Regions from separate parts of the Homo sapiens genome. Here region 2 is linked to region 1. Evidence: chromatin loops called from intact Hi-C (ENCODE). Cell type or tissue: OCI-LY7. All regions are shown on one strand. Links, peaks and the distances in the headings refer to the core of each region. The heading gives the core; the rest is flanking DNA. Region 1 overlaps ATAD3C (ATPase family AAA domain containing 3C). Region 2 holds the start of DVL1 (dishevelled segment polarity protein 1).

The links. Hi-C counts contacts between places; a loop is a spot of excess contacts. Peaks named below come from ENCODE experiments on the same cell type or tissue, not always from the same donor. Only the 100,000 strongest peaks of a DNase experiment are listed, where the experiment ranks them.
Region 2: a loop joins it to region 1, with 5 times the contacts of the local background. A loop is called at or near these places in 2 of 110 quality-filtered maps.

Annotation. Positions count from the first base shown.
Region 1 is chr1:1,452,706-1,469,145 of GRCh38, reverse strand. It overlaps ATAD3C (ATPase family AAA domain containing 3C), which reads right to left. Exons shown (of 12, transcript NM_001039211.3): 4 at 14,646-14,801; 5 at 13,627-13,686; 6 at 13,230-13,355; 7 at 12,797-12,921; 8 at 11,966-12,017; 9 at 9,915-9,985; 10 at 8,229-8,396; 11 at 6,438-6,546; 12 at 1-762. The coding sequence ends at 616. Among named protein-coding and RNA genes, the nearest start is that of ATAD3B, 11 kb to the left of the region's middle. RefSeq lists enhancers at 6,501-6,560, 6,581-6,660, 6,746-7,520, 14,068-14,567. In OCI-LY7, for the core only: a CTCF peak has its summit at 7,155; a DNase peak (open chromatin) is centred at 6,385; H3K4me3 peaks cover 598 bases; H3K27ac peaks cover 1,481 bases.
Region 2 is chr1:1,346,475-1,358,406 of GRCh38, reverse strand. It overlaps DVL1 (dishevelled segment polarity protein 1), which reads left to right and starts at 8,989. Exons shown (of 15, transcript NM_001330311.2): 1 at 8,989-9,511. The coding sequence starts at 9,342. MXRA8 (matrix remodeling associated 8) reads left to right here. Exons shown (of 10, transcript NM_032348.4): 2 at 1,703-1,726; 3 at 2,655-2,957; 4 at 3,062-3,163; 5 at 3,255-3,725; 6 at 3,898-4,053; 7 at 4,175-4,214; 8 at 4,301-4,377; 9 at 4,479-4,559; 10 at 4,778-5,716. The coding sequence ends at 4,803. RefSeq lists enhancers at 3,647-4,278, 4,279-4,910, 10,027-10,656, 10,657-11,286, 11,488-11,932 and 3 more and silencers at 8,368-8,517, 8,538-8,857, 8,958-9,137, 10,298-10,474. In OCI-LY7, for the core only: a CTCF peak has its summit at 8,475 (motif pointing left); DNase peaks (open chromatin) are centred at 5,376, 8,586 and 8,936; H3K4me3 peaks cover 1,973 bases; H3K27ac peaks cover 435 bases.

The DNA.
Region 1 (16,440 bases), core at 3,917-11,916:
GCCGGCTAATTTTTTTTTTTTTTTTTTTTTTTTTTTTTTTTTTTTTAGGAGAGATGGAGTTTCACCATGTTGGCCAGGCTGGTCTGGAACTCCCGACCTCAGGTGATCCACTCTCCTTGGCCTCGCTGAGATTCCAGGCGTGAGCCACCGCGCCCAGCCCCATCATCAAGGTTTGCAGGGACTAGCTGCAAAGCGCGGGCAGGGGCGGCATCTATTTGAAGCCGCTGTGTCTGTTTCGCGTGCACTTCCCTCCACCGTGTGTCTGGCCACAGGCAGCTCTGGCGGAGGGGAGGGAGGCGAAGGGGCACCCGCGTATGCACGGCCTCAGGATGGGGCACGGGCACCCGGCCCCGCCGTGGCAGCCACCTCCTGTGAAGCCCACCCCTCTGTGGTTAAATCCTCCAGAAAGCCCCAGCTTCTGCCTTTTCTGTCACCTTTGACCCCAGGGGGACGTTAGGGGGCCCCAAACCCCGCCCCGTGTCAGCCAATAGACACAGCGGTGCGGCCCCCGTGGGACTTTATTACGGGGAGTATTTCCTAAATGTGCGGGGCCGCAAAGGCAGGGGTGGGAGGGGTCCGCGGCCAGGCTCCGTGAGGTGTGGTCTCCCCATGGACTCAGGATGAGGGTTGCTCGTCCTCGGGCCCAGGCCTCTCCCCCTTCAGCCAGCGCATCATCTGCTGGTGCTGCTGGACAAAGTCTTGCACGCAGGCGTCCATCATGGCCTCGGTCAGGACCCCGTCCTTGGAGGCATACGCCGTGGCCTAGTGGGGAGAGAGGGAGCTGAGGGAGGCCGCCATGGGAACCCCCCACCCCAAATGCACGCCAGGGCCCTGAGGTGGGGAGGGACCAAACCAGGGGCTCCAGGATGGCCTGAGCGTGAAACACAGGCTACCCGCACCTCGGCAGAGCCCAGCACGTGTGTGGACACCGGGGGCAGCCCCTGCAGTGCCCACAGCCCTGCCTGCGTCCTCAGCACCAATGTTGCTCAATGACTTTCTAATAGAAAGCCCAAGGCGGAGCCTCACTGACGGCCGACCCAGGGCAGCTTCCCAGAGGCAGGTGGGAACTGCAGACCCTCTGCGTGTCTCAGCCGTGGTCAGGCAGTGCCCCCGGGTCATAGTGCACCTCAGACCCTCAGACCCTGACCCTCACAGGCCTCCAGGGCAGAGGCAGCCACTGCCCACCTTGAGGCACGTGGCTGGTGGCACCAAGGCCACCTCTGCCCCCACCTCCCTGTCCTCCTGGGCACAGGGCTTGGCATCTAGCATGTGAAGGCTGGAGCTGCTGGGGCTGTGGCCCTTGGTGTGGCTTCAGGCAGCCTCAGGTCCAGCCCTTCTGCCATGGACAGGTCACTCTCCATCCCAATGCCAGCAAAGGGCATGGAGTCCCCAAGGGGAGGCACCCATGGGTCAGGGTGAGGGTGTGGGGACCCCCACTGGGCGCCATGCTCAAGAGCGCACCAGGACGCCTGGAGGAAGCACAGGGCAGGGGACCCTTCCCGGACAGCTGAGCGGGTCCCTAGCCCCATCCCAGCTATGCCTCCCAGAGGCAGGATTCATCTCACGGGGTGCAGGGGCAGCAGCACACCATCCTCCCACAACACCGTCACCACGATAGAACCTGCCATGGGGATGACCACGTGGTGCCCGTCCCCTCTGCCAGCGCCCATCCCTCACCAAGAGCCACTGTGTGGGGAGACACTGACCGGAGCCGGACCACCACTGTGGGTCGGGGGCCCGGGAGCGCAGGAGACACTGACCGGAGCCGGACCGCCACTGTGGCTCAGGGGCCCAGGACTGCTCAACATCATTTTTGGTCTTGAGCCCACCCAAGAGAGGGCAAACAGGTGCAGGGACCCTCAGGGTCCACCCGAGTGGCTGCACCTCACCCAGGGCCCAGCAGAGGAAAGGGGGTGAGCAGATGCTCACGGAGCCACCCCTCCAGGAAGCACGGGACCTGGCAGGAGCCCACCAGAAGTGACAGCTAAATGTCACGTGGCCTCCTGGGTGGGATTCTGGGGCAAAACCTGGTCGCGGGTGGGTCCAACAGTGACACATGATGTTCACCACGTGGCAAGGTCCCAGGCCCAGGAAGTCTCTGTGCTACTCTTGCAACTTTTCTGGGAACCTAAAATCTTCAAACTATAAAAGTTGAAAGACAAGACCTGGACCTGATGTCTTCACATGTGAATTCACAAAACATTAAGAAGAATCAGTACCACTCCTCAAACTCTTGGACAAATTGAAGAACATTTCCTCACTCATCCTAAGAGGCCAGCATTACCCTCATATCAAAGCCAAAGACACCACAAGAAAAATGACATGCCAATATCCCTGATGAGCATCGTTGGAAAAGTCGTCAAGAAAATGCCAGCAAAACGAATTCAGGAGTATAATAAAAGGATTCCACACCCTGACCAAGCAGGATTTATTCCTGGAATGCAAGGACAGTTCAACATATGAAAATCAATCAATGTTCCACATACAAAATGTTCAACATACAAAAATCAGTCAATATTAGCAGAGTGGAGGAAGGAAACCACATGACCCTCTCAACTGTTGCAGGAAAAACATTTGGCCAAATACAATTTTTTTTTTTTTTTTTTTTTTGAGATGACATCTCCTTCTGTCACCCAGGCATCTCGGCTCACTGCAACCTCCACCTCCCGGGTTCACGCCATTCTCTTGCCTCAGCCACCTGAGTAGCTGGGACTACAGGCACCCGCCACCACACCCAGCTAATTTTTTATATTTTTTAGTAGAGACAGGGTTTCACCATGTTAGCCAGGCCAGGATGGTCTCAGTCTCCTGACCTCATGACCCACCCGCCTCAGCCTCCCAATATGCTGGGATTACAGGCGTGAGCCACCGCGCCCAGCCATTTTTTTTTTTTTTTTTTTTTTGAGACAGAAGTTTGCTCTTCTTGCCCAGGCTGGGGTGCAATGGCAGGATCTCGGCTCACCGCAACCTCTGCTTGCCGCATTCATGCGATTCTCCTGCCTCAGCTTCCCAAGTAGCTGGGATTATGGGTATGCACCACCACGCCCAACTAATTTTGTATTTTTAGTAGAGTCGGGGTTTCTCCATGTTGGTCAGGCTGGCCTCGAACTGCCGACCTCAGGTGATCCACCCACCTCACACTTTTATGATAAAAACACTCACCAAACCAAGAATTGAAGGACACGCCCTAAACACAATGAAGACCATATATCACAAGCCCACAGGTGACATACTCAGTGGTGAAAAACTGGCAGCTTTTCCTCTGAGTAAGGAACCAGGCAAGAATGCTTTACTGCTTCTATTCCACATACCACTGGAAGTTGTGGCCAGGGCCATTAGACAAGAAAAAGAAAAGTCATCCAAACTGAAAAGGGAGAGGTAAAATCACCTGTTCTCAGATGATATAATCTTATATGTAGAAAATCCTAGAATCCATATTGGAAAAAACAACCCTGTGACATCAGCAAAGTTACAGGATACAAAATCAACAGCAAAAACAGCTGCAATTCTACATACTAACAATGAATAATCTTTTTTTTTTTTTTTTTTTTTTTTTAAAGACAGTCTTGCTCTGTCGCCCAGGCTGGAGTGCAGTGGCACGATCTCGGCTCACTGCAAGCTCCGCCTCCAGGATTCACCCCATTCTCCTGCCTCAGCCTCCCGAGTAGCTGGGACTACAGGCACCTGCCGCCACGCCCGGCTAATTTTTTGTATTTTTAGCAGAGATGGGGTTTCACCATGTTAGCCAGGATGGTCTCAATCTCCTGACCTTGTGATCCACCCACCTCAGCCTCCCAAAGTGCTGGGATTAAAGGCATGAGCCACCGCGCCTGGCCCACAATGAATAATCTGAAAGGGAAATTATGAAACCATTTCCATTTACAATAGCATCCGAAAGAATAAAATACTTTGAAATTCACTTGACCGAGAAGGTGAAAGACTTGCACAGTGAAAACTGACCGGGCTCCGTGGCCCACACCTGAATGAATCCCAGCACTTTGGGAGGCTGAGGCGGGCAGATCACCTCATGTCAGGAGACCGAGACCAGCCTGGCCAACATGGTGAAACCCCGTCTCTACTAAAAATACAAAAATTAGCCGGGCATGTTGGCGCGTGCCTGTAATCCCAGCTACTCAGGAGGCTGAGTCAGGAGAATCACTTTAACCCGGGAGGCGGAGGTTGCAGTGAGTTAAGATCGCAACACTGCACTCCAGCCTGGGCGACAGAGCGAGACTCAGTCTCAAAAAGACAAAAAGAGAAAACCACACAATATTGCTGAGAGACATCAAAGCAACATAGAGACTAAATGCAATCCCTGTGAAAACCTCAATTATGTTTTACAAAAATAGGAAAACCATTCCTAAAATTCATATGGAATCTCAAGGGATCCTGAATAGCCCAGACTGGAGTTCAATGGCACCATCTCAGCTCACTGGAACCTCCGCCTCCAGGGTTCAAGTGATTCTCATGCCTCAGCCTCCTGAGTAGCTGGGATTACAGTCACACACCACCACGCCCAGCTAAGTTTCGTATTTTTAGTAGAGACGGGGTTTCACCATGTTGGCCAGGCTGGTCTTGAACTCCTGACCTCAGGCAATCCACCCACCTCAGCTTCCCAAAGTGCTGGGATTACAGGCGTGAGCCACCGTGCCCGGCACAAAAAGAAAAAAACTCTTGAAGGACAAAGTTGGTGCTGGGCGTGTTGGCTCACCACCACCGCTGTGAGCAGTGCAGGATGAGTGTCCTTATAAGGGACACCAGAGAGAGCTGAGTTGCTCTCTCTGCCACATGAGGACCCAGCAAAGAACACTCCACAGGGAGGGACCGAGCTGGCACCCTGACCTTGGGCCTGTAGCCTTCAGAGCTGTGGGCACACACGCCCCAGTGGTTATGGCAGGCCCAGCAGTCGACCACACTCCTGTTCTTTTTTTTTTTTTTTTTGAGACAGTCTCACTCTGTTGCTCAGGCTGAAGTACAGTGGCACGATCTCGGCTCACCACAACCTCCACCTCCTGGGTTCAAGCGATTCTCCTGCCTCAGCCTCCCGAGTAGCTGAGAATACAGGCATGCACCACCACCATGCCCGACCAATTTTTGTATTTTTAGTAGAGGTGGAGTTCGACATGTTGGCCAGGCTGGTCTCGAACTCCTGGCCTCAAGTGATTCTCTCTCCTTGGCCTCCCAGCATGCTGGGATTACAGGCATAAGCCATGACCAAATTATTCTTATTTTTTAAGACAGGGTCTCACTCTGTAACCCAGGCTGGAGTGCAGTGGCACAATCACAGCTCACTGCAGCCTCCGCCTCCTGGACTCAAGTGATCCTCCCACCTCAGCCTCCCAAGCAGCTGGCATCACAGGTATGCACCACTAGGTCTAGCTAATTTTTTTTATTTTTTGTAGAGATGGGTTCTTGACTTGCTTTCCAGGCTGGTCCTGAACTCCTGGTTTCAAATAATCTGGCTGACTTGACCTCCCCAAATGCTGGGAATACAAGCATCAGCCACCACCATGCCCGGCCTCTGCTTTCTTAGTTGTGGAAACAGACCTGGTCCCAAGTGGGGATGGCCTGGAACAGAGACCTCAGCTGACCCAGAAGGACGGGGTTTGAGATCTGGGGTTCTTTGTCACAGCGGCATAACCCAGCCTGTACTGACTAATACAGCTCCCTACATACCCCGGCTCCTACGTTCAAATCAAGGTAGTTGGCTACTTCATTAAGCTGTCACACATAATGTGCTGCTAGATCGAGTGACCAGATTGTCACACAGACTCTGTGGACCCCAGAGGCAGCGATGCCTGTGCATGGCCAGGGTGCCTTCTGCCCCACAGACCTGGTTTTGCTTTTCCAGCAACCCCCAAAGACCAAAGCTTTCTGGATGGCCGTGCCCACACTCCTGTGAGTCCCAGCTCCTTGGCCCTGGGGCAGCCATGGAGCTGCAGGAGGGGTGCCCCTGAGAAACAACTGGCTGTGGGACAATCAGAGGCCACAACTCCCACCCATGTGTCTGGGCCCGTCAAGCAGGACCAAGCCAATGGACTTGGTCCAAGAAACACAACGTCCCTCCACCCCCACCACCAAACTCACAAGGGGCCTGTCCTGATGACCATTCACACTGGGGGGTGCCTGTCTGCCAAGGTGAGCATCAGAAGCCTCCCGCCCCACCTGGCAGAGCCCGGGCTACTAGGAGGCCGCACTGGCTTCCTGACCTGTGACCGTCAGCCACTGACATGGCCCCACCCTTCTTGCTGGAGCAGGTGCACGCTGCTGCGTGGAGTGGCCCAACTGGGGCAGGGGCCCCGTGTCACATCTGTGCACTGAAAACCCCTCAACAGAAGCTCCCACGTGACACCGGTGCTGGGACAGGCCTGGCGCAACCAAGCATCTGCACAGCAGCTGGGCTTCCATCTGGGTGGGTGCACCCGAGCCTGACTCACCTGCCAGGACACGGCCAGCTGTGCGATCTTCCGGCATGACATGCCCTCTGTCAGCCGAGCGATCTCTAAGCACTTCCTCCCGTAGTCAAACTGGGCCAGCTTCAGACGCCTGGGGAAGGAGTTCCCAAGTGGGCCGGCCAAGGCAGCAGCTCCCACACCACGAGGTGGAGGCCGGAAGACAGGCAGCCAGGCGGACACCCATGCCAGATGCCCCCTTGAGAGGGACTCTCTACCTGTGACAGCCAAGTTCCGCCCCCTTCCTGACGCAAGCCAGGCCTGGGCTGAGCAGGAAGGGGGCGGCTGTGGGGCCTGGAGATGGCCGCACCCCTTCCTAACACCAGCCCTGTCCACTCAGCACCCACAGGGCGCATGGCCGTTAAACTGGCAGTGGCAGAGCCCTGAGTTCTAGCAAAAAAGCTTCTGCCTGGAGGCCACAGAAGCCAGGTCATGGTGCCAGAGCTACGAGCAGCCATGGGTGTCGGGGAGCCCAGGGAAGGGGAGGGCATAGGGAAACTGAGACCCGGAAAGCTGGTCTAGCATGGAGCAGGCGGCAGTGGAGGGGTCGGCAGGGGAGAACCAGGCTCTCTTTGGAACAGAGCAGCTTTTGTCGTCACTGGCGACAGCAGGGATTTGGGTCAGGTGCACAGAAGGACTCAGAAACCGGGGCCCTGGGGACGCCAAGAAGTAGAGCAGCCTCTGCTCATCTGGAGTGTTCCCGAGGCAGCCAGTGTGAGGCGCCAGGGCCCCTCATCACCTGGAGGGCTCTGCCCACCGTGCCTGCTGCACCCACCGCCAGCAACAGGGAGCCTGACAGCCTCAAGGCACATGTGCAGCAGGAAGCAAGAGCCGCGCCCCACACCACGAGGCTCCAGGGCCGGGTGTGGCAGCTGCAGGGAGGCCAGGCCAGAAGCCAGCAGTGGACCATGAGGAGCCTCTCCCTCTAGTCCCGACATGGGGGTCTCATGAGGAGCCTCTCCCTCCAATCCCTACATGGGGGTCTCATGAGGAGCCTCTCCCTCCAGTCCCTACATGGGGGTCTCATGAGGAGCCTCTCCCTCCAGTCCCTACATGGGGGTCTCATGAGGAGACTCTCCTTCGAATTCCGACATGGGGGTCTCAGAGCAACACTCCACGTCACCTCCCCTCACTGCCAGGGTCTGGGGGTGGCCAGGTACAGGATTTCCTCACAGCTCTCCGCGTAGTGAAGAGGAACGTAAAAGAGGCCGGGCACAGTGGCTCACATCTGTAATCCCTGCACTTTGGGAGGCTGAAGCGGGCGGATCACCTGAGGTCAGGGGTTCAAGACCAGCCTGGCCAACATGGTGAAACCGCATCTCCACAAAAAATACGAAAAGTAGCCAGACGTGGTCGTGGGCACCTATAATGCCAGCTACTCAGGAGGCTGATGCAGGAGAATCGCGTGAATCCAGGAGGCAGGGGTTGCAGTCAGCTGAGATCGTGCCACTGCACTCCAGCCTGGGGGACAAGAGCGAGACTTCGCCTCAAAAAAAAAAATGTTAAAGGTTTGTAAGTGATAGTGGACTGTGCCTCCAAACCAGAAGACACGCCACCAGGCTGTTCTCAGGTGGGGATGAGGAAAGGGTGGCAGGACCTCCCTGGATGCGGCCTCTGGGACCCTTGGGGCCCACAGGGCTCCTGCACGAAACCGCAGGGCAGGGAGGTGGTGCCCATCCTGGAGACAGGGCCTGCTGGGTGTGTCCGGAGAACAGGAGCAGGGGTGGACCCTGAGCGAGGGCCCCTGGACGGGGGCTGGTGGGGCGGGACACTTACCGCTTTCCTTCTGTGGCCGGCTTAAGAACATACTCGTTAAGATACATTCTCACCAGGCGCGCCCGCTCCTCCTGCCCTGGCAGGTCGAAGTGGACCATCACGTCGATGCAGGCATTGATGGCCCAGTCGAACTGCTCGGGGTGGCAGCTGGCCAGGATCAGCATGAATCTGCGGGGCGGGGATGGGGAAGGAAACGCTGGGGCTGCCGGCCGAGCTGTCCCCAGGGGAACAGGTGCTCCTCAGCCCCCTCAGGAAGACTTTCTGGGAGAATCTAAAGTGGCAGCTTGTGAGCACAGGAAACATGGGGAGAACGCAGCCACAGCCATGGTCACCCGCCTGCCTGCCCCACCACGCCCAGCTGTCCCCCTGCCCGGCTTCCTGGGCCTCTGTTCTTGCCCCGTGTGGTACTTCCCCGCTGACCGTCGCCCAGCCTGATAGGCAGTGCCGGGAACACCACTCCCTCCTGCTACCTGAGCCCCGCTGTGCTGGGAGCAGGGATGCGGGACCCAGAGTCCATGTCAAGATTGTGGCCACGCTGGCCAGACGCAGTGGCTCACGCCTATAATCCCAGCACTTTGGGAGGCCGAGGCGGGTGGGTCACCTGAGGTCTGGAGTTCAACACCAGCTGACTAACATGGTGAAACCCCATCTCTACTAAAAAAGAAAAAATACAAAAAATCAGCCGGGTGTGGTGGCGCACGCCTGTCATCCCAGCCACTTGGGAGGCTGAGGTAGGAGAATCGCTTGAACCCAGGAGGTGGAGGTTGCAGTGAGCCAAGATCACGCCATTGCACCTCAGCCTGGGCAGAAAAAGCAAAAACTCCATCTCAAAAAAAAAAAAAAAAAAATACTGCCACGCGAGCCAGGAGCAGGACCTCGGGGGCCCGGGTTCACTGGAGGCTCAGCAGGGCCCCAGCCTTGCCTCTCTGGGAAGGACCCGAGTCAGGGCTCCAGGGAGCGTCTACCGGCAGCAGCTGACCCAGGAGCCCAACGTGCCTGAGGAGTCAGCCACGGCCGACCAGCAGGACTTGATCCTCCATGTGACACGTGACTGGGGCTGGAGGGACCCAGGAGACCAAGAAAACTCAAAATTAGGGGACTTGGGAGGGACTAGGGAGACTGGCCATGGGGCGGTCACCCTATGGGGGACATCTGGGCGGCAGCCCACAGAGGCCACACAAAGTCGGGTGGGCCCCAAGCCTGGAGGGTGCACCCTTGGCCAGCATCCGGGCGGGGGACCAAGGTCCCAGGTTCCGCCCCGACACACAGGACCTGCTGGTGTCCAACTTCCCGTGGGAGCAAACTTGTCTCCATCTCCCACCCCAGGGCACACACACCCTCCAAGGGAGACCCAGCAGAGCCTCACACGATGAGACCACCTCCCTTGCAGGCACAGGACCGCAGAAACCTAGGGGCAGAGGGACCTGCAAGCTGGGGCGGCGGTGCACAGGGCCGTGAGGACAGGACTGACCCCAGCTCTGCCCGGGAGGCCCCCGCATGTTCCTCAGTGACACCCCGTGCTGTCCTGAGCTGGGCCGTTCCCAGGGGACATCCAAGGTGGGCACGTTGAGGCCACGGCAGCTGCCCAGCACTGTGAGCCAGGGCCCCTCAGGTCCCTCGGTGGGAACCAAGGGTGACGGCTGCACAGCCCTGCCCGGGGGCCCAGGACCCGAGGGGCTCCCTCACTTGTTGCTGTGCTGGCCCGTGCGGTACAGGAAGGCGTTCAGTGTGGCCCTGAGGTCCTCGCTTATCTTCTCCTGCAGAGAGAAGGTTCCAGCCTTAGGCACCAGGAGCAAAGCCTTGTAAACAGCCACAGCAGAAAGTCCCACAGGCCTCCCTCCTGCAGGGAGCAGGGACATGGCGACACTTTCACGGATCTAGACTCAAAAGCCTGACCAGGGCCAGGGGCGGTGACTCACGAATGTAACCTGGATTTTGGGAGGCTGAGGCAGGCAGATCACACGAGGTTGGGAGTTTGAGACCATCCTGGCCAACATGGTGAGACCCCGTCTCTACTAAAAATACAAAAATTAGCCAGGCGTGGTGGCACACCTGTGGTCCCAGCTACGTGGGAGGCTGAGGCACGAGAATCACTTAAACCTGGGAGGCAGAGGTTGCAGCGAGCTGAAATGGCACCGCTGCACTCCAGCATGGGCGACAGAGTGAGACTGTCTCAAAAAAAAAAAACAAACCCTGACTGGGCGTGGGGGCTCATGACTGTAATCCCAGAACTTCAGAAGGTCAAGGCAAGAGCATCTCTTTAGCTCAGAAGTTCGAGCCCAGCCTGGGCAACAAGGGGAAACTCCATCTCTACTAACATTACAAAAAAGTTAGCTGGGGCCTGGCGCGGTGGCTCACGCCTGTAATCCTAGCACTTTGGGAGGCCGAGGTAGGCAGATCACCTGAGGTCGGGAGTTCGGGACTAGCCTGACCGGCATGGAGAAACCCAGTCTCTAGTAAAAAAAAAAAGACAAAATGAGCTGGGTGTGGTGGTACATGACTGTAATCCCAGCTACTTGGGAGGCCGAGGCAGGGGAACTGCTTGAACCCAGGGGGCGGAGGTTGCGGTGAGCCAAGATCGCGCCATTGCACTCCAGCCTGGGCGACAGAGACCCTGTCTTAAAATAATAACTGTATGGCTGGGGGTGGTGGATCACGCATGTAATCCCAGCATTTTGGGAGGCAGCAGCGGGCAGATTATTTGAGGTCAGGAGTTCTCAACCAGCCTGACCAACATGGTGAAACCCCATCTCTACTAAAAATACAAAAAACTTATCTGGATGTGGTGGCACACACCTGTAATCCCAGCTACTCAGGGGGCTGAGGCAGGAGACCAGCTTGAACCCAGGAGGCGGAGGTTGCAGCGAGCCAAGATTGCGCCACTGCAAGCCAGCTTAAGGGATAGAGTGAGACTTTGTCTCAAATAAATAAAAATAAAAATAGACCGGGTGCAGTGGCTCACACCTATAATACCAGCACTTTGAGAGGCTGAGGCAGGGGCATTACAAGGTCAAGAGATCTAGACCATCATGGCCAACGTGGTGAAACCCCATCTCTACTAAAAATACAAAAATTAGCTGGGTGTGGTGGCGGATGCCTATAATCCCAGCTACTTGGGAGGATGAAGCAGGAGAATCGCTTGCACTGGGAGGCGGAGGTTGCAGTGAGCCGAGATCACGCCACTGAACTCCACTCTGGCAACAAAGCAAGACACCATCTCAAAAACAAAACAAAACAAAACAAAAAACACTCAAAAGCCAAACCTTAACTTTAAGCTGACCTAAAAAAATGCTGTTTTTTTTGTTTTTTTTTTTTTTTTTTTGAGATGAAGTCTCGCTGTGTCGCCCAGGCTGGAGTGCAGCAGCACGATCTCGGCTCACTGCAAGCTTCGCCTCCCGGGTTCACGCCATTCTCCTGCCTCAGCCTCCCGAGTAGCTGGGACTACGGGCGCCCGCCACCACGCACAGCTAATTTTTTTTGTATTTTTAGTAGAGACGGGGTTTCACCGTGTTAGCCAGGATGGTCTTGATCTCCTGACCTCGTGATCCACTTGCCTCGGCCTCCCAAAGTGCTGGTATTACAGGCGTGAGCCTCCACACCTGGCCAAAAATGCTGTGTTTTTCACACAAAACTTAGAGAAAAAGAAATTGAGCAGTGGGCTGCGGCCTGGCCCAGGATGACAGCCGCACACACCCCACCACCCTCCTGTGGCCAGACAGAGGCTTAGTGACACTCACAGTGGCTCGCTTCCGAAGGAAGGCGTCCGCTTCATCCACAAAGAGCAGGAGGCTGTGGACGAGAGGGAGGCCAAGCTGGGTGAGAGTGATGCCAGGAGCAGCCCACAGCGGCGTCCGGCCATGGCAGGAGCAGGCCAAGCAGGCAGATCCCCACGGGGTCAGGCTCTGCCCCACGGAGCCCTAAGTCCTGGACCTGACAGAAGCTGATCCACCGACAGAAGCAGACTCTGCCCCGCAGGCTTCACCCCCACTCAGCCCAGTGCAGCGCTGGTGGCCGCTTAGAGTCCACACCAGGGACAGGTCTTCTAAAGTGAAAGGTCAAAGGCCAGAGGGGAGGGTGCCAACCATGAGCATCGTGGTTCCAACGAGGACAGCCGAGGCCACAAGGGTGCCCGGGCTGTGCCCTGCGCGGGGTCACTGTGGGACCTATTGAAGGGAGTGTGCCATGCTGTCTTCAGCTAACTTTCAAATGGTTCTAGAAAAGGCAACCAGTGCCCACGCCCACCTGCAGGCGTGTTGGGGGGAGGGCGGCTGTGGAGGAGCCTCCCCTGCAGCTGTGAAGACCCCTCTCCCCCTGCACCCACCCACCTCCCTTCTGCCCTGAGCCAAGTATCCCACTGGCAGCCTCCACACGCTGGGGGCCTCGTGTCCACCAGGGTCCACACTCAGGGGACTTTCCCTCCGAGGGACCCTCCACTGGGCCTCCTGCGTGGCCACAAGGACAGAGCTGCAGAAAGACAGGGTCCCCAAGAGACACCTGGACCCCCTTCCCAGAAGGCAGCCTGCTGGGCCGCAGCCAAGGGCCTGGTGCATGCTGTGGGGACGTCTCACCCGCGCCGGCTGGTATTGGCCCAGTCAAAGAGCTTGTGCATGGCGGTCACGCCTTCCCGCCCCATGGGGGCCACGTCCCCGCCTGTCATGATGGCGTAGTCCATGCCTGAGTGCAGGGCGAGTTTCTGGACAAGAAGAGTGAGGGGAGACAGAACAGATGTTCCCTCCGCCTCTGCAAAGCCTGCACACTCCACCCGGAGTGTGGAGGCTCTGCCCAGCGTCCCTGCCTGGAAGCCACAGCCTGCCAGACAGGAGACGTCCCCCGCCTGGAAGATGGGAGGCGCTGCTGCCCACACCAGCACCCTGAGCCTACACGAGGGTGGGCAAAGGCCTAAGGGGGGTCCATTCCCCAGGCAGCTGAGCCCCCCAGACACCTGCAGGCAGGTGAGACCCCAGCGGCCCCTGGCCCACCTGTTCAGCTAGGCACTCTCACCTTGGCAAACAGCGTCTTCCCGGTGCCTGGTGGCCCGTACAGCAGGATGTGCCTGTACAGGCCCCGGTTCTTCTTGATGTTCCTTGTCATTATGGCGATGTCGCGCACCCGTGCTTCCAGGCTGGGCTGCCGAGGAAGACAGGGGCTTGGAGGACACAGTCTGCACCCACAGAAGCCTCGGGGGCAGGGGCTGCGAGAATGCCTGGGTGTGGACTCCGCTCTCCGGGGAGCCACCCAGCTCGTGGGCAGCCTATCTATCCCCGGCACGGTCCAAGCAGTCGCATCTCAGGACCCAAAAGATCCTGGGCGCCACCAGGAGCGCCAGCAAGGGCCACAGCCCAGCCCAGCTCCGGGGTCCCCTCCCTGCGCCTCCCCGGTCCCAGGCACACCGACTTACACTAAGCACAACACCCTCCAGCACGTCCTGGGGTCGACTGAGGAGCCGCCGGCTGACCTGCTGGAGGGGAAGGGGAAGCACCATTGGGTCACCTGCCACAGCCACGGAACAGCCACCAACGCACACACAAGCTCGGTAACACGCAGAAACGGAGCTGCCCCGAATCACAGCCAGGACCGGCCTGGAGCTGGAACCCCGCCCCGCCGGGAGACTGGGTGTCTGTTGCAGGGATTGGGGGCATTTTCCGGTTTCTTATCGGCTTCTCTTTTTTCTGGGTTTTTTTTTTTTTTTTTTTTTTTTTTTGAGACGGAGTCTCACTCTGTCGCCCAGGCTGGAGTGCAGTGGCGTGATCTCTGCTTACTGCAAGCTCCATCTCCCAGGTTCAAGCCATTCTTCTGCCTCAGCCTCCCGAGTAGCTGGGACTACAGGCGCCCGCCACCACGCCCGGCTAATTTTTTGTATTTTTTTAGTAGAGATGGGGTTTCACTGTGTTAGCCAGGATGGTCTCGATGTCCTGACCTCATGATCCACCTGTCTTGGCCTCCCAAAGTGCTGGGATTACAAGTGTGAGCCACCACGCCCGGCCAGCTTTTATTTTCTTAACCACCCACCGAGTGACCTGTGGAGACACTGCCACCCCCGTGTGGAGAGCAGGCACCTTGGGGGCTGGCAAACGGCGCGGCTCCCCAGGGAGGCCGCCAGACACTGTGGCCTGTAGCAGCTTCCCCGACAGACGGCCGCACACCCAAATCCCGGGTCTTGCAAGGACCCCGATGTGCTCCCAGGCCCCATCAAGAGCCCTGAGCAGGGGACACCGAGGCAGACAGGGGAAGGGTCTCACTGATGCAGACCCCTAAGGTACAGCGCCAGACAGGAAAACCCACCCGTGAAGCAGCGTGCGGGTGCCTGTTATCCGGGGAAAGGGAAGGGACAGGAGTATATGCGTGGGCTGTGCTCGTGGGGCAGAAGGGACTCAGCCAGGCACTTGCACTCAGGGAGGGCCAGGCCTGCGCCGCTACCTGGATGGGGTGCCGCAGCGCCTCAAGCACCGTGATGCGGGACGTCTCCCTCACTAGGGACGGCTTCCCCAGCCGAGCCTCGATGTAGCGGCCAGTGACGGCTGTCGCATTCTTGGCTGAGTAGACCCCGACAGCCAGCAGCGTCAGCCCAGCCACCTGCAGCAGAGACACCGCACTGGCGCACCGGCCCCCACCGTCCCTCCCTCCTAGAGCAGGAGACGCACGGGGCTGCCCCCACCCTCTCTCCGCCTGAGGGAGAAGCACAGGGCCGTGTGCTGGCCCCACAGGAACCCGAATTCCCAGCCCCGAATCCCACAGCCACGCGGTTACAGGAGGCAGGTGGGGCAGTCACAGCGCCCTCACTCAGGGCCATTTTCTCTGCAACTGGTAGCATAAATCCTACAAAGCTCTGGTCGCTGAGCGGGGCCCTGGGCAGACCCAGCTGGATATGTCACAGGGCCACACCCTCGGTACATTCTTGGCCACTAAAAATGGTACTTTATTCCTGGAAAACAAGACTAACCCAAAATCTCTAACTCGTTTTAAAAATCAATTAGGCCGGCTGGGCACAGTAGCTCAGGTCTGTAATCCCAGCACTTTGGGAGGCTGAGGCAGGTGGATCACCTGAGGTCGAGAGTTGAAGACCAGCCTAACCCACATGGAGAAACCCCGTCTCTACTAAAAATACAAAAAGTTAGCTGGCCATGATGGCACATGCCTGTAATCTCAGCTACTTGGGAGGCTGAGGCAGGAGAATCACTTGAACCCGCGAGTCGGAGGTTGCAGTGAGCCCAGACTGCGCCGTCACACTCAAGCCTGGGCAACAACAGGGAAACTCCATCTCAAAAAAAAAAAAATGGTTTATGCCAGGCCTGGTGGCTCATCCCTGTAATCCCAGCACTTTGGGAGGCCAAGATGGGTGGATCACTTGAGGCCAGGAGTTCGCAACCAGCCTGGCCAACATGGTAAAACCCCACCCCTACTATAAATACAAAAATTGGCCGGGCATGGTGGTACACACCTGTAATCATAGCACTTTCTGAGGCCAAGGCAGGTGGATCACCTGAGATCAAGAGTTCGAGACCATCCTGGCCAACAGGGTGTAACCCTGTCTCCACCAAAATAGAAAAATTAGCCAGGCATGGTGACCTGCACCTGTAATCCTGGCAACACGAGAGGCTGAGGCAAGAGAATCGCTTGAACCCGGGAGGCGCAGGTTGCAGTGAGCCGAGGTGGCGCCACCGCACTCCAGCCTGGAAGACAGAGTGAGAGCCTGTCTCTAAATACAAACAAAAGTCAACAGTGCATTAAGCAGCTCTGTCATGTCCTCAGGTGACACCGTCTCACCAACATGGCGGCAACACCACCTGCAACATTCACCGTCACACTGACCAGGCCACCGGCAGGCGCTGCAGTCACAGCTCTGGGTGCTGGCACCACGGCAGAGCAAGTGCCCACTCAGTGCCGGGGACCTACTGTGTGCTGGGCGGGGTGGGGGGACGGAGGACACAGCCATGTGCGACGTGGGGCGCCACCACAGCAGGCCGGAGCCTGGGCACAAAAGAGTGAGGCTTTAAAGGAGAGAGGAATCTGTGAACTTCAAACTCTCAGGGTTTTCTGAGGAATAAAGAGGGTTTTTGCAAAATGGAGTCAGGGTCGCCTTCTGTTTTTTCTTTCTTTCTTTCTTTCTTTTTTTTTTTTTTGAGAAGGAGCCTCGCTCTGTCCCAAGGTTGGAGTGCAATGGCAGGATCTTGGCTCACTGCAACCTCTGCCTCCCGGGTTCAAGTGATTCTCT
Region 2 (11,932 bases), core at 3,933-11,932, 110 kb after region 1:
GCGAGTCCGTTTCGGACAAAACCGCCCATCTGAGCTTGGGCCAGGAGGAGTGGGAAGGTCCCACCAGGGAAGAGGACGGGTCTGGGGGCGCTCGGGAGAGCCGCTTGCCAGAGGCTGTGACGTCTTCAGTTAGACTTTGGCCAGCCTCCCCTCCTAGGGAGTTGAAGCCCAGAGGGCCAAGAAGGGCTGGGGGCCCAGGCACGGCGGCGTCTCCCTCGGGGCCCCTCCTGCAGCCCCTCTTGCTGGGGCTCTGTTTAGGGAGTGGGTCAGTGATTGAAGGGGACCTGAGAACTGTGGGGTCTGTTCCAGCCCCCGCTCCCAGGCCTGGGCTGGCTGCTGACCGGGCACATTCCTCTGGGAAGCTCCCAGGCTCTCGGCCACATCTCTGGGGCAGTTTTCACATAGGATCTATGTGAGGGAGAGCAGCCCCCAGTGATCTAGAGACACAGGATAGAAACAGCTTTTATCACCCACGGGCCCTGGGGTGCACAGACTGCTGGGAGGCCAGGGAAAGTGGAGAGAGACAGGGACCCCCAGGCCAACCCTTTATTGGGATCAGGGCGTTCTGCATACAGGTTTCCCTCAGGGAATTTTTTTGGAGGCAGTTTCTCTCTCGCCAAGGAGGCTGCAGTGCAGTGGCGTGATCTCGGCTCACTGCAACCTCCACCTCCCGGGTTCAAGTCATTTTCTTGCCTCGGCCTCCCAAGTAGCTGGGACTATAGGCGCCCACTACCACCCCGTCCGGCTAATTTTTTGTATTTTTAGTACAGATGGGGTTTTTCATATTGGCCAGGCTGGTCTTGAATTCCTGACCTCAGGTGATCCACCTGCCTTGGCCTCCCAAAGTGCTGGGATTACAGGCGTGAGCCACCATGCCTGGTGGGGGAGTTTTAACTGGTGGGTTTAAGGCAAGCGGCACGAGCCCCGTGGGGCCACGCTGACTGTGGGGGGACTCCGTGGTGCAGCTGCACAGTCCATGTGGGGCGTGGGGTCTGTGGGGACACAGGGGGTGGTCACCAGGGGACAGTGCGTAGGGCGGGCGTCTGGGTGGATCAGCTCGAGGACGGGGGATGTGAATTGGAAACTGTCCCGGGTGGCAGCCCCGCTTCCGGTCAGAGAAAGTCCAGCCTAGATTCAGAGTGGATGCCGAGGCGGCCTACGACAATGAGAGTCCCTCAAGCAGCAACGCGGGCCTGTGGGGCGGCAGCCGGGGTCACGACCCACATTCAGCCTTCAGGCCTCTGCCCTGCGGAAGCACCTCAGGGGCTGCGCTGAGCCTTAGGTGTGGTGTGGGGTCCCCAGCGTCTGAGGGTCCAAGGACCCTCGGGGGCTGGGGCACAGCCCTGGAGGGAGCGTGGGGGAACCCACAGATCCAGCCTCCTTGGTGCTCTGGGTGACTTGGGTGCAGCCAGGTGGAGTGGCCCCGGTGACAAGCACACACCCCAGAACCGGCTGGCTTGGAGCCTGGCCCTGGCCCACGCCCATGCCCTGGCTTCCCCACTCAAGGGCAGGTGCCATCCAAAGCCCAGCACGGTGGCAGGGAGGGCTATGTAGGTCTGTGTGAGAGGCGTCCTCCCTGCACTGAAGTGGGTGTCACAGCATCCACTTTGGGACTACAGGAGGGACTCTGGGGGCCAAGTGGGGGGTCTCGGGGCTGGGTGGGGCTGTGGGTGGCCTCTCCAGCTCACTCCTCTCCTTCCAGGCTCTGCTGTTCTCCTGCACTCAGGTTAGTGACCCCAGCCCCAGCTGCCCACCCCCACTCCCCCTCAGCCCCTCCTATCTTGCCAGGCCCAGCCCCCGGGGGTCCTCAGGCCCTGCCCCTCCCCCACTGATTCCCCCTTGCTCATCAGGACCCTTGGGCACCTCCCCTTGCCAATAACTCCCCCTCCCCCAATGACTCCTCTTCCCCTACCAGGGCCCTTGGGGGCCTGGCCCTCCCCCACAGACTCCCGCACACCCACCAGGGCCCTCGGGGGCCCACCCCTCCCCCACAGATGCCCCCACTGACTCCCCTTCCCCAACCAGGGCCTTCGGGGTCTGCCCCTCCCCTACTGAGTCCCCTTCCCCACCAGGGCCCTCGGGGCCCACCACTCCCCCATGGACTCCCCATCCCCCACTAGGGTCCTTGGGCCCCATGTCTCCCCGACTGACTTGCCCTCCCCCATGGACTCCCCCTCCCCTGCCAGGGCCCTCGGGGGTCCACCACTCCCCCAATGATTCCCCTTCCCCCACATGGGCCCTAGGGGGCATGCCCCTCCCCCATGGAATCTCCCCCACCACGAGGGGCCTCAGGGGCCCACACCCCCCCAAAGATGCCCCCAACCCCGCCAGAGTCCTTGGGGCACACCCCTCCCCCAGTTACTCCTCCTCCTCCACCAGGGTCCTCAGAGCCCGCCCCTCCCCCACTGATTCACCCTCCCCCATCAGGACCATCAGGGTCCGCCCCTCCCCCAGTGACTCCCCCTCCCCTATCCAGGCCCTCGGGGGTCTGCCCCACCCCACGGACTTCCCCTCCACCACCAGGGCCCTCTGGTCCTGCCCGTCCCTTACAGACATCCCTCCCCCACCAGGGCCCTGCCCCTCCCCCACTGACTCCCCCAACCAGGGCCCTAGGGGGCCCACCCCTTCCCCCACCGACTCCCCTCCCCCACCAGGGTCCTCGGTACCCGCCGCTGCTGGCAGCTCCGTGGTGTCCGAGTCCGCGGTGAGCTGGGAGGCGGGCGCCCGGGCGGTGCTGCGCTGCCAGAGCCCGCGCATGGTGTGGACCCAGGACCGGCTGCACGACCGCCAGCGCGTGCTCCACTGGGACCTGCGCGGCCCCGGGGGTGGCCCCGCGCGGCGCCTGCTGGACTTGTACTCGGCGGGCGAGCAGCGCGTGTACGAGGCGCGGGACCGCGGCCGCCTGGAGCTCTCGGCCTCGGCCTTCGACGACGGCAACTTCTCGCTGCTCATCCGCGGTGCGGGGACCGGGGACCGGGGCCGCGGGGTCGGGGCAGGGGTCCGGGGCCGCGGGGTCGGGGGCACCGCAAGGCTCACGCGCGGCTTCCTCCTGGGTGCGCAGCGGTGGAGGAGACGGACGCGGGGCTGTACACCTGCAACCTGCACCATCACTACTGCCACCTCTACGAGAGCCTGGCCGTCCGCCTGGAGGTCACCGACGGCCGTGAGTGCTTCCCCCCCGCCCCCCAGCTCCCGCCCCTCGACCCTCGACCGCCGCCCCGGCCCGCGCGCCGCTGACCGCGCCCCCTCCGCAGCCCCGGCCACCCCCGCCTACTGGGACGGCGAGAAGGAGGTGCTGGCGGTGGCGCGCGGCGCACCCGCGCTTCTGACCTGCGTGAACCGCGGGCACGTGTGGACCGACCGGCACGTGGAGGAGGCTCAACAGGTGGTGCACTGGGACCGGCAGCCGCCCGGGGTCCCGCACGACCGCGCGGACCGCCTGCTGGACCTCTACGCGTCGGGCGAGCGCCGCGCCTACGGGCCCCTTTTTCTGCGCGACCGCGTGGCTGTGGGCGCGGATGCCTTTGAGCGCGGTGACTTCTCACTGCGTATCGAGCCGCTGGAGGTCGCCGACGAGGGCACCTACTCCTGCCACCTGCACCACCATTACTGTGGCCTGCACGAACGCCGCGTCTTCCACCTGACGGTCGCCGAACCCCACGCGGAGCCGCCCCCCCGGGGCTCTCCGGGCAACGGCTCCAGCCACAGCGGCGCCCCAGGCCCAGGTGAAGGAGGCCTCCCTGGGACCCGGGAAGGCGGGAGCCCACCCCACCGGGGGTTGCTCTGCGCCCGCTGTCCCTTGCCCGAGGCCCGCGGATCCCAGCGGGGGCCGTGGCCCGGGTCGGGGCGCAGGTCTTGCTGGTACCTGACGCCGCCCCGACCCCGCGTTCCCCGCAGACCCCACACTGGCGCGCGGCCACAACGTCATCAATGTCATCGTCCCCGAGAGCCGAGCCCACTTCTTCCAGCAGCTGGGCTACGTGCTGGCCACGCTGCTGCTCTTCATCCTGCTACTGGTCACTGTCCTCCTGGCCGCCCGCAGGCGCCGCGGAGGTGAGGCTGCCCCGGCAAAGCCAGCGGCCCCAGGAGACTGAGGTGGGCGGGAGGGTGGTCCTCTGGGCTGGGGGACCTGCGGAAGGGGCGGCACTGCCCCCAATGTGAGTCTCCTTCCCAGGCTACGAATACTCGGACCAGAAGTCGGGAAAGTCAAAGGGGTGAGTGCCCCCCTCCCGGCCCTCCTGGGGACCAGGGCCCCCTTCACCCCACCCAGCTGTAACCTCCTCCCACCCTCGCCATCCAGGAAGGATGTTAACTTGGCGGAGTTCGCTGTGGCTGCAGGGGACCAGATGCTTTACAGGAGTGAGGACATCCAGCTAGGTGAGGCAGTGCTGGGACACGAGGGCACAGGCGCGGCTCCCAGTCCCGGGCTGGGAAGTGCATCCTGGGAGCGGGGACCTCAGCCTCCTCTCCTCCCACAGATTACAAAAACAACATCCTGAAGGAGAGGGCGGAGCTGGCCCACAGCCCCCTGCCTGCCAAGTACATCGACCTAGACAAAGGTGAGCGGCGGGGGCGACCTCAGCCCATCTCAGAGCCCTGCCTGTCCCCATTCCACCTCACCTGGGACCAACGATGGCAGGCACCAGCCAGGCCCGGGGCCCCTGCCACCTCAGGCTCAGAAATCCCTGGGGAGTCCTGCGGGGGGGTCTGCCCTGTGTCTCCCACTGTGATGAGGGTGGAGGACAGCCGCCAACCCGTTGGCGCCCTTGGCTTCCAGGGTTCCGGAAGGAGAACTGCAAATAGGGAGGCCCTGGGCTCCTGGCTGGGCCAGCAGCTGCACCTCTCCTGTCTGTGCTCCTCGGGGCATCTCCTGATGCTCCGGGGCTCACCCCCCTTCCAGCGGCTGGTCCCGCTTTCCTGGAATTTGGCCTGGGCGTATGCAGAGGCCGCCTCCACACCCCTCTCCCAGGGGCTTGGTGGCAGCATAGCCCCCACCCCTGCGGCCTTTGCTCACGGGTGGCCCTGCCCACCCCTGGCACAACCAAAATCCCACTGATGCCCATCATGCCCTCAGACCCTTCTGGGCTCTGCCCGCTGGGGGCCTGAAGACATTCCTGGAGGACACTCCCATCAGAACCTGGCAGCCCCAAAACTGGGGTCAGCCTCAGGGCAGGAGTCCCACTCCTCCAGGGCTCTGCTCGTCGGGGGCTGGGAGATGTTCCTGGAGGAGGACACTCCCATCAGAACTTGGCAGCCTTGAAGTTGGGGTCAGCCTCGGCAGGAGTCCCACTCCTCCTGGGGTGCTGCCTGCCACCGAGAGCTCCCCCACCTGTACCACCATGTGGGACTCCAGGCACCATCTGTTCTCCCCAGGGACCTGCTGACTTGAATGCCAGCCCTTGCTCCTCTGTGTTGCTTTGGGCCACCTGGGGCTGCACCCCTTGCCCTTTCTCTGCCCCATCCCTACCCTAGCCTTGCTCTCAGCCACCTTGATAGTCACTGGGCTCCCTGTGACTTCTGACCCTGACACCCCTCCCTTGGACTCTGCCTGGGCTGGAGTCTAGGGCTGGGGCTACATTTGGCTTCTGTACTGGCTGAGGACAGGGGAGGGAGTGAAGTTGGTTTGGGGTGGCCTGTGTTGCCACTCTCAGCACCCCACATTTGCATCTGCTGGTGGACCTGCCACCATCACAATAAAGTCCCCATCTGATTTTTAGACTTGTCCCAGGTATGCTTCTGAAACTCCGTCTCCTGGGGCTGGGCAAGGCATGAGTCTGGGCCTGGGAGTCCTCGTCTCCACCTGGAACCCCTGACATCATCCCATTCCTTGGGCTGAAAGGTCTGGGTCTGGGTCCTCTGGGAGTCGGTGTCCTGGGAAGGGGACCTTTGAGCTAGTTCTGTGTGGCTTCTGGTCGTGGAGGAGTTCAGATTCCCTTGAGGGCTGACCTGGACGTGAGGAGGGGGGACGTGGTGGTGGCTGTGAGGCCAGAGGGAAGGCCGTGGGAGCACAGCTCTTGGAGAGGCAGAGGGACGAGGAGCGGGAGTAGTGGGATGCGGGTCAGACACTTGCAAAGGGGGCGGGAGCAAAGAGGCTCCAGCAGAGACAGCCCGGGACAGCAGGGTGGTTCCAAGAGTCTTGGCCAGGCCAGCACGGATCTGGCCCTAGAATCCTTTCCCGCTCAGGCATCAGCTGGTTGGGTGCAGGATCTCAGCACAAGTTCAGGCGGTGGGAGGAGTGGCGGGAGCAGGAAGGCCCGTGGCCCGGGGTCCTGGCAGCACAGACCAGCGACTAACTGCTGCTTCTTGAAGCTGGCGTCACCACCCAACCCCATCCTCCAGTCCTCCCAGGACAGTGGGGGTGGGAAAGGGTGACAGTTGCCCACAAGGACCCCACACAAGCATGGATGGGGAGGGAGGGAGGCTGGTCTGGGGAGGTGTGGCTTGAAGATGCACCCCCCTCCCAGCCCGGTTACCTCTGGCCTCACCAGTGGCCACACCTGTCAGGGCCCCAGCTGGACCACATCCGCGTCAGCAACGGGACTGGCCTCAGGCCTCTGGCTTCCAGCCTCTCTTGAGACCTAGCCTGGGGTCAGGCCCTCAGGGCAGGGACAGGCTTCCTCCCTCCCTGGGGCCTCAACAGATAGCCCCTCTTAGGTCTTCCTGCCTGGCTTCTGACCTCTGGGGAAGAGAAGGGCTGCGGGAAGGTGGAGGGGGCTGGCGGCTAAGCTGTCCGGGCTTGGCTGAGCAAACGCCACAGTTCTCCCTCTCAGAGCCCGGGTGCAGGGTCAGGATCCCAGGCCCAAGCTGACCGTCAAGCACTGGTGCCTGCACTGATCGGTTTCTTTCCGAGCCGGTGCAGCCCCCAGCACGGTCAGGGCCCGATAGATGCCAGTTCCATCTCGCCGGCTTCCTGGGGACGGGAACCAAGGGACCCCACCGCACTCTCTTCCCCATCGCTCCAGCCCCGTCCAGGCCCCCTCCTCACTCCCCCCGTCGCTCCTGCCCCGTCCAGGCCCCCTCCTCACTCCCCCCGTCGCTCCTGCCCCGTCCAGGCCCCCTCCTCACTCCCCCCGTCGCTCCTGCCCCGTCCAGGCCCCCTCCTCACTCCCCCCGTCGCTCCTGCCCGGTCCAGGCCCCCTCCTCACTCCCCCCGTCGCTCCTGCCCCGTCCAGGCCCCCTCCTCACTCCCCCCGTCGCTCCTGCCCCGTCCAGGCCCCCTCCTCACTCCCCCCGTCGCTCCAGCCCCGTCCAGGCCCCCTCCTCACTCCCCCCGTCGCTCCTGCCCCGTCCAGGCCCCCTCCTCACTCCCCCCGTCGCTCCTGCCCCGTCCAGGCCCCCTCCTCACTCCCCCCGTCGCTCCTGCCCGGTCCAGGCCCCCTCCTCACTCCCCCCGTCGCTCCTGCCCGGTCCAGGCCCCCTCCTCACTCCCCCCGTCGCTCCTGCCCCGTCCAGGCCCCCTCCTCACTCCCCCCGTCGCTCCTGCCCCGTCCAGGCCCCCTCCTCACTCCCCCCGTCGCTCCTGCCCCGTCCAGGCCCCCTCCTCACTCCCCCCGTCGCTCCTGCCCCGTCCAGGCCCCCTCCTCACTCCCCCCGTCGCTCCTGCCCGGTCCAGGCCCCCTCCTCACTCCCCCCGTCGCTCCTGCCCCGTCCAGGCCCCCTCCTCACTCCCCCCGTCGCTCCTGCCCCGTCCAGGCCCCCTCCTCACTCCCCCCGTCGCTCCTGCCCCGTCCAGGCCCCCTCCTCACTCCCCCCGTCGCTCCTGCCCCGTCCAGGCCCCCTCCTCACTCCCCCCGTCGCTCCTGCCCCGTCCAGGCCCCCTCCTCACTCCCCCCGTCGCTCCTGCCCCGTCCAGGCCCCCTCCTCACTCCCCCCGTCGCTCCTGCCCCGTCCAGGCCCCCTCCTCACTCCCCCCGTCGCTCCTGCCCCGTCCAGGCCCCCTCCTCACTCCCCCCGTCGCTCCTGCCCGGTCCAGGCCCCCTCCTCACTCCCCCCGTCGCTCCTGCCCGGTCCAGGCCCCCTCCTCACTCCCCCCGTCGCTCCAGCCCCGTCCAGGCCCCCTCCTCACTCCCCCCGTCGCTCCTGCCCCGTCCAGGCCCCCTCCTCACTCCCCCCGTCGCTCCTGCCCCGTCCAGGCCCCCTCCTCACTCCCCCCGTCGCTCCTGCCCCGTCCAGGCCCCCTCCTCACTCCCCCCGTCGCTCCTGCCCCGTCCAGGCCCCCTCCTCACTCCCCCCGTCGCTCCTGCCCCGTCCAGGCCCCCTCCTCACTCCCCCCGTCGCTCCTGCCCCGTCCAGGCCCCCTCCTCACTCCCCCCGTCGCTCCTGCCCCGTCCAGGCCCCCTCCTCACTCCCCCCGTCGCTCCTGCCCCGTCCAGGCCCCCTCCTCACTCCCCCCGTCGCTCCTGCCCCGTCCAGGCCCCCTCCTCACTCCTCCCATCCTGGGCCGCCCTCTAGTGGCCTCCGCGCTTCCTGCTGGGGTCGGGTCGGGAAGGCCTCCAGCCCCGCGAGCCCCGGAACAGTAAGCGCGGACGCCCCGCGGCCTCAAGGGACGCCTCGGAAGTCTCCCCTGCCCTGCGGAGAACCCCAGGACTAAATCCCTCCCGCCGCCGGGCGCTCCGACGCCTCCGTGCACGCCCGCGCCCCCGCGCGCCCCGCATCCGCTCGGCCTGCTGCCTGGACCCCGTGGGACCCGGCAGAGGGCACGCGAGTCGGGAGCCTTCGCGGTGGCGCAGAGCGACCGGGCGCCACCTCAGCGCCGCGCACCCGGCGTCCCCGGGGTCCCTCCGCCCGACCCGAGCGCCCCGGCGCCCACGGGCCCACAGCCAGCGGCGCGCGTCGCATGCGCCGGATCATAATGGAGCGCGGGCCCGCGCGCGGGGGCGGGGCCGGGGCGGGGCGGGGCGAGCGATGATCGCCTGCGTCTGCGCATCCTCGCCCCGCCCCCGCCGTGCGCCCCCGTGACGTCAACGCCGCGCGCTCGGGCGCCCCCCCGCGGCCACGCTCAGGACCCCGGGCCGGGCGGTCCCTTTAACGGCGCGGCCCGAGGGGCGCAGGCGGGAGGGCGGCGGGGCTGAGCGCGCCCTCCGTGCTGCGTCCCTCGCGCCGCTCCCGGGCCGGGGGCGGATGGGCGGCCGCGGGCCGCGGGGCAGCAGTCGGGACGCGCGCGGGAGCCGGGGGCGGCGGCCGGGGCCTGGGCGGTCGGGCGGGGGCGCCCGGGGGCCTCGGAGCGTCGGGGCCGAGAGCGGTGCGGGCCGGGCGGGGCGCAGGCGGGCGGGCGGGTAGCGCCCCGCGTCCGAGCCCCGGGCCGGGCCCTGAGCGCGCGGGCTCCGCGCCGCCGCCGCGCCATGGCGGAGACCAAGATTATCTACCACATGGACGAGGAGGAGACGCCGTACCTGGTCAAGCTGCCCGTGGCCCCCGAGCGCGTCACGCTGGCCGACTTCAAGAACGTGCTCAGCAACCGGCCCGTGCACGCCTACAAATTCTTCTTTAAGTCCATGGACCAGGACTTCGGGTCAGTCGGCCGCGAGGCCTGCGCGAGCCTGGCGCGGGCTCGGGGGTCGCACCTGCCCGCGCGGGGACGGGGCGGGGGTCCTGAGCCGTTCGCGCCCCCGGGGACCTGCGACCGCGACGCGCCTCCGCTAGATGCGGCGCGGGTGGCGGCCTCGGCCCGTGTGCGGCGCGCGCCCACCTGTCCGTGGAGCGGGGCGATGGCAGGCGGGGTTCCCGGCGTCCCTGGCCCCAGCTTCCCGGCCCCGAGTCCTGCCTTGGCCCGTGTCAGACTCGGTCGGCCGCATCGCTTCCACCGGGGCTGGCCGGGAGCGCCTGCCGTTGGTGCGGGCTGGGGTCAGGGGCGTGTCAGTGGGAAGGAAGCAGGGTGGGGTTCCCTAGCTGGGATGGGGAGACATGGGGGTACAGGTTCACCAACCTGTCTGCTAGGGTTTGCAGAAGCTTCCCGAGGGTCAAGACAGGTTCTCCTGGCCCCCTTCTGCAGGGTCCTTGTGACAGGGTGGAGGTCAAGGGCCACTGGTGACCATGAAACTTTATTCGCCTACCCGTGTCCTGAGCTTCCTGTGGGCCCCGTCCCCACTGAGCCACAAAGCACTTGCGTTCCCGGAGCAGCCCAGACCATCTGCTGTTTCGGGGCAGCCTGGGTCAGCGTCTCCCTGCTGGGCCTCGGTGGTGGTGTCCCAGGCGAGGAGACCCCTGCTGTGCTGAGCTGGGCCCTCTGGGACAGGGAGCAGGAGCCTGGCGGTCTGCTTGAGGCCTGGCCTGGCCCGGCCCAGCCACCAGTAACCTGAGTCCCTAGTCCCAGCTCAACAGTGCTGGGGGCGGGCTCAGGCCTCGTGGCCCCAGGAGGTGAGCCTCCGGCAAGCGGTGTCCTTGTGTGTGGCCGCTTCTTGGGATTGTGACATTAAGGTTGTTTCTTGGATTCTGTGGTTGCAGGGTCCTCAGGCAGCCCCAGGTCCAGTCAGGCTGGGTCCGCTCTGGAGCTCTCAGGGGGGCCCAAGGGACATCTAGACAGCTGTACTTTCCTTCCCCACCCCCACGACCAGGCAAAGCAGAGAGGGCAGGGTGCGTCCTTGGCAGCCTTTGAAGGCTGGGCGCTCCCCACTCGGCTCAGCGGCCCTCCTGCCCGCTCCGGTCAGGTTGGGCAGGAGGGGGCGGTTTGTTTTCTGAGTCTGGTCCGGGCTCCTCCCCAGCTGGGGCACCTTGCAGTCCCTGCTTCTCTGGGCCTGGGCTGCTTTGGCCTTGAGCATGGGGCATGTGTCAGGTACTTTTGTTTTTGACTTAGTTTATTATTCTAACGAAAGTTACCAAAGTTACTAATGCTGTTTGTTGCAAATGTGTGCCACCAGGAAATGCGTAGTGAGGAGGTGCCCAGCCCCCAGGTTCTGCTCCTGGACCATGCTCTGGGATGAAGCCCTGGGGGAGTCCGCCTTCTGCTCCTGACACCCACCGGGGGCTGCCCAGGGCAGAGACAGCCTGACTGTTGCCCTAGTGCACTTCTAGCAGTGGCTGCACCTGCTGGGCACATTTGGAGGACGCGTGGGTGCCCGGGCCTGGGAACAGGGTGGGCAGGTCTGGGTGTCGAGGCAGGCTTGGGGATGCGGCCAGGAAAGAGACAGGGGAGCTTCAGTGTACAGCTTTGGAGGCTGCAGACTTACAGGGGGCTGGGAGTCAGTGGGGCTGCAGAGGTCAGGGCTGGGCTGGGCTGGGCTGTGGGGGTTGGAAAGAATGGACTGGGGTGATGCTGGAGGTCCAAGACGAGGGCCTTGCTCTGTAGCCTCCCAGGTCCTCTGGCTGGGATGGGGGCCTTGCTCTGTGTCCTCCCTGGTCCTCTGGCTGGTGGCCTCAGGAGCCTACGGAGGACCCTCATCAATTACTTCCTTCATCCCTTCCCCTGAGTTCTACCCGCAGACCTCTCAGCACTGTCTGTTCTGTGGAATAGAACCCCCGTGGGAGGGGCTGGTTGGTCAGTAATACTTTAGCTTAAGCGACTGCTGAACTAGACACTGACCCTGGATGCCAAGCGAATGTAGTTGGAGATGGGGGGAAGAGAAGGCAGGTCCTCGCTGGTCTGGGGTGGCCTTCATAAGAGAGGGAGCTTCAGGCTGGGGACGCTGAGGAGGCCCTGGTGAGTCGGGGGTTCCTGCGCCAGCCCCCGCTGCATTCTCAGCCCAGCCCTGGTTCCCCAGCCTCTGCTCCAGAGCATGACTGACCACCTTGCAGTGCAGGGAGCCTGTGTCATGGCCACAACCACGTGCCCTGGTCTGGACCCCACTCCCCACGCACGGCTTTGGCCCAGTGGGTGAAGGTCCCCCGCCTGTCCTCCACTTTTCATGCCCTGGTCACAGCTATTCTGACCCAAGATCCCCAGGGCTGGGAGGAGGGCAGAATTGGGGAGGGTCTCTGCCTGGTGCTGGGTTTGGTG